Regions from separate parts of the Mus musculus genome. Here region 1 is linked to region 2. A link is a loop called in an ENCODE intact Hi-C map of the cell type or tissue named here. Cell type or tissue: left cerebral cortex. All regions are shown on one strand.

The links. Hi-C counts contacts between places; a loop is a spot of excess contacts. Peaks named below come from ENCODE experiments on the same cell type or tissue, not always from the same donor. Only the 100,000 strongest peaks of a DNase experiment are listed, where the experiment ranks them.
Region 1: it touches region 2 in a loop (12-fold over the local background); 19 of 42 quality-filtered maps call a loop at or near these places.

Annotation. Positions count from the first base shown.
Region 1 is chr7:56,945,632-56,948,131 of GRCm38, forward strand. All of the region lies in intron 5 of Gabrg3 (gamma-aminobutyric acid (GABA) A receptor, subunit gamma 3), which reads right to left. Among named protein-coding and RNA genes, the nearest start is that of Gm39017, 360 kb to the right of the region's middle. In left cerebral cortex, a CTCF peak has its summit at 940 (motif pointing right); a DNase peak (open chromatin) is centred at 969.
Region 2 is chr7:57,386,280-57,388,779 of GRCm38, forward strand. It overlaps Gabrg3 (gamma-aminobutyric acid (GABA) A receptor, subunit gamma 3), which reads right to left and starts at 936. Exons shown (of 10, transcript NM_008074.3): 1 at 442-936. The coding sequence starts at 494. Gm9962 (predicted gene 9962) reads left to right here and starts at 993. Exons shown (of 3, transcript NR_033504.1): 1 at 993-1,115. In left cerebral cortex, CTCF peaks have their summits at 390 and 1,182 (motif pointing left); DNase peaks (open chromatin) are centred at 431, 1,053, 1,773 and 2,276; H3K4me3 peaks cover 1,701 bases; H3K27ac peaks cover 1,548 bases.

The DNA of each region.
Region 1 (2,500 bases), 440 kb before region 2:
TTTTCTTCATTTCTATTGCCTTAATTTCTGCTCTGATTTTTATTATTTCTTTCCCTCAATTGGATTCAATTTGGCTTTTTCCTCAAAGTTTTCAGTTACAACATTAAGTCTTTTATTTGTGATCATTCATAGTTTTTAATGCAGGCACTCGGTGCTACAGACTTCCCTCACAGGTCTGTTTTCAGTGTATCCAGAGGTTTTGTCTTATTTTATTTTTATTTAATTCCAGGAAATCATTATGTATTTCCTGCTTTTTTTCTTTGGCCCATTTATCAATCAGTAATAAATTGTTTAATCTTCATGAATTTGTATACTTACCCGAGATTAATTTGCTGTCACTTTTAGGTTTTATTGCAAGCAGTCAGATAGGATACAGGGAGTGACTTCAATCTTTTAGTATTTGTAAAGACTCGTTGTGTGTCCCAGGATGTGGTCTAGTTCAGAGAAGCTTCTGTGTGCTGCCAAGTCGAGTGTGCATTCTTTGATGTGTTTGTTTGGAATATTCTCTGTAGATATCTGGTAAATCCATTTGATCCATGATGCCATTTGATTCTGATGTTTCTTCTCTGTTATTTTTTGTCTTGATGACTGGTCTATTGAAGAAAGTGCAATATTGAAATCACCTACAATTAGTGGGTTGATATCAATTTGTGTTTTCTAATCTGGTAATCTATTTTTTATGAGATTAGGTGCACCAGCGTTTGGTGTGTGTCTGTGTGCATGGTGCATGTGAGTTTATGAATGTAATATCTTCTTGGCTAACTGTTCCCTTGAGAAGAATGAAGTGTCTCTCCTTAACTATTTTGGTTGCTTTCAGTTTGAAGTTTGTTTTGTCAGATATTATGACAGCAATGCCTTCTTGCTTCTTACTTCTGCTCACATTTGATTGAAATACTATTGTCCATTGTTTTAATCAAACACTATTAGAATGCACAACATATAAGCTACCAGAAGGTGTCACTGTAGCTCCTGTCAGGAGTATGTCTTCCTTTAATGGTCCAACCTAATTTCTTTCTTGCCTTGGCCTTCACTGGGCAATAAAGCTCAACTGTATTAGTCAGGGTTCTCTAGAGTCACAGAACTTATGGATAGTCTCTAGATAGTAAAGGAATTTATTGATGACTTACAGTCGGCAGCCCAATTCCCAACAATGGTTCAGTCGCAGCTGTGAATGGAAGTTCAAGGATCTAGCAGTTACTCAGTCTCACGCAGCAAGCAGGCGAAGGAGCAAGAGCTAGACTCCCTTCTTCCAATGTCCTTATATTGTCTCCAGCAGAAGGTGTAGCCCAGATTAAAGGTGTGTGCCACCAGACCCTTAATCCCAGATGAAAAGGTGTAGCCCAGATTAAAGGTGTGTTCCTTAAACTCGGAGATTTAATCTTCTGGAATCCATAGCCACTATGGCTCAAGATCTCCAAACCAAGATCCAGATAAGGATCTCCAAGCCTCCAGATAAGGGTCACTGGTGAGCCTTCCAATTCTGGATTGTAGTTCATTCCAAATATAGTCAAGTTGACAACCAGGAATAGCCACTACACTTAACACATCATAGTTATGTTGGACCAGACTCCCAAGGGAAGTTGTACCTGTACAATTGACACAGATCTAGCTCTTAAGCTCTTATGGGACATCTAATCAACAGACTTCCAGGACATATGACAACCAGGCCCTTCTACATTATTGTGTATCAAAAGTAATAAACAAACATAAAAGCCTTTGCTGTTTCATCACACAAAACTCCCCTCATATCAGTAATAGATTCTGGATGATGTAGGTTTGGGTATGTTAGTTTGTTTACGACAGGGTATTACTGTATAGTTCAAGCTTGCCTCAAACTCATGATTCTTTTCCTTTGGTTTTCATGCTGGGATTAATAGCATGGGTTGCCTGAAGTTGTTTGTCAAATATCTTTTAAGATAGGAGTCTCCAATTGTATGTCAGGAAGAGGAAAAGGTATAATGAGCTCCCTGACTCCCTCTGAACATTTTAGCAATAACTCCTGACAAGCCTTCTTTCACTGGCTTTCCACCTCAGCTGGACTACATTGAAGCTAACTCCAAATATCATACTCATTTGTTTATTCTTCAGGGTATATTTTCCTGTTACACTTGTTAAGCACAAGGAAGTGCTTTAAAACAATGACTTAAGATGGCAATGACTCCTTATTTTCATGAAATGTACCAATTAATTTTCCCCATTAATTAATACGTTTTATAGGGGTAGTAGAACACAGATAATATGATGGAAGAGGGGATACATACTCTGGGTTAAAGGGTTAAGTGGGCATAGGGACCGAGAAGGTGAAGAGAGGAGAAGATATACTTTAGAGAGTTTGAACAGGTGTCCAAAGCTGGACAATGCTCTCCCAGAAGACACGGGTTAATAAATGAAAATCTCAGTTCCAGACATGGGATATCTCTCTATAAGTTATTTACTTTGGGGAGCCTAGACACAACCAAAACAACACAGGCTACTGTAATTGTTCTTGATTGCCCACAGT
Region 2 (2,500 bases):
TCCACTTTCCTCCTGCAAATTACCTCTTCTGTAATCTATATAGGGTGGTTGAGAAAACAGAATTCCTGGGTCCGGAGGTTTCTTTTCAGTGCTGGAACATATAGAGTGTTAACCAATGCATGTCAGAAAGCCCTTGGATAACTGATGAGAAAGATAAGGCTACTGCCTCATCATTTTGATTTCCCAAGTCCCTTGAAACCACCACATCCTATAATCACCCAAACAGTCCCCACACAAACCGGCTTGCAGAGGGCTGTGGCGGCCTTGGAGCTGAGGTCTGGACCTGGGGGAGACCTACAGGTGAGGAGGTGAGGTGCGGGAACCTTCCCTCTTCTGCAGCCCAGTGGACGGCGCGCACCTGGGACTGGCGGCCGGCAGACGGCGCCCCCCGCCGCCCTTCCGCCCCCGCCGGCCTCTTGGAAACGCCTGGGAGCCACTTACCGAGCATGCAAGCCCGAGAACAGGCAGAGGAGAAGCAGCAGCTTTGCAGCCATGGCTCTCCGGGAGCGGGTCCGAGGCCTCTGCAGGGCTTGGTCTCTACTTGCTCCGGCGCCTACTAGACTCCCACGGGCTGCAGCGCCCAGGGTTCTGCGGACTGGGAGGGACAGGTGTCTGCTCCGAGCGCCGCGTCCCCGACGGTCCGGCTCTGCGGGGCGCACACGAGCTGGGGTGCGTCCGCTCTCGGGAGCGATCAGCACGGGGAAGGGGGGGCAGCAGGTGGCCGGGCACCCTCCTCCCGCAGCCCGAGCCCCCCACCTCCCGGGCCGGCTCGGGGCTCTGCGCTGGGGCAGCTGCGCTCCGAAGCGTGGCGGGAGGTCGCGGTTGCCTCGGTGGTGCCCGCCGGCCGCGGCGGGGAGGAGTTTCCCCAATTAACACGCTTGGCAATGCCAGGCGAAGGCAGCGAGGTTTGAATGGACTCGGAGTTGGGAGGTCGGGAAGGGGGCGGGGCTGGTGGGTGGGAAGGAGAGCTTGGGGATCCCGCAAGGAGGCGCAGAAGGGGCCTGGGGACTGGCCCGTGTCATCGATGGAGTCATGGGCACTGGTAGTTTTACTGCAGCGCACCCACCCTGCTTGTCCCCTGTGCCGTGTGCCTTCTCTTAGGGACGCCATTGCAAGTAAGTGAGATGGTTTGCCAAAAGGCGATCTTCTCTAGGGTGGTGCTTGCTTACCTGAACTCCCCCTGGTGCTCATAACTGTGGCTTGCTGGGGAAGTCCCAACAATGTCCCCTTTTCGCAGAAAAGAGAGACTAAAACACTATCAGTAATTAGTAGAAGTGAAATGTTTAAGGCCAGAGAGAAGGCACCGGAGCCAGAAAGCAAAGGACCCTGTTGGATGGGACTGACGTTATTTTCATGTTCCAAACTGAAATTGCTTGTTTTTATTTGTAGGATCGTTTAGAAAGCTAATCTTTTGGCATGCAAACATTAACTTCAACACAAATAGGAATTTTACTTCCATAATTAAAAAAAAAAAAACCTTAGAAATATATTTTCAACTACTAATCATAGACACGACAGTTTCGTTAATACTGGATGCTATAAAGTACTTCCCTTGCAGCCAATTTGCCACCATCATTATAAGTAGCTATGCCTGCTTGCAGGAATGCATCAAGTTTGGGCCTGTGGATTGCTGGCTTTCTTTCACAGAAGGAGGGGTTGGGAAGGTCATTGGATCCTCACCTGATGTCTAAACACTTCTCCCAGTCATTTCTTTGCAATTTTGCCCCCCATTGCCAATAGTCTGTGTCTAGGGGAAGGAGGTACTAGAACACATAGGCTTGGAAAAACTAGAGCAAGGAGATGAAGAGACCATTAATCATGTTAAGTGAAGTTGTTTTGTGAGCACCCAAGATCCTGTCAGCAACCTCTTACCTCTGTAGGGTATGGCCAATAAACTCCAGGTCCACAGGCTAAACTGTGTGGGGGTGAACACTGTTTTGTTGTTAGGGCCCAGGAGGAGGGTGTTGACAATGCTCCTATCTCCCCAAGAGAAGGGATTTTAGAAACACTGACAGTAAGCTTTTTCATAAAATACAGAGAGAAGCAGGTTGAAGCTCTTGGGAATTCCCTCCCTTGTCTCTAGATTCTCAGGTTAAGAATCGTAAGCCTGCTGGAGGCTGGAGGCTTTTCTTGATAATAGCATTGCTTTTAACTAAGGATTGTGCTATCTTGGTTAATCCCAGGCCACTGCCTTCTTCCTGTGTCACCCAGCTCACCCCAATCAGGACATTTTTTTATCACCCCTCTTTACCTGCACTTATATAAGTCTGAATGCCTATGTCCCATGGAGATTCCTAACAGCCAACACCTACCTTCCTTCTTGAAGTTTCTATCAAACTCTCCTTCATCTCTAATTTCTGTACCATACAAAGGAACCCTTCAGAATCTAGTCAAAGGATGGTGCACAAGCATCCTGAGTCTCTAAACAAATGCAATCATGACTCAAATTTTCACTCCAAGGACTGGTTTCTAGGATCGCTGGGAATGCTAAATCTGTTAC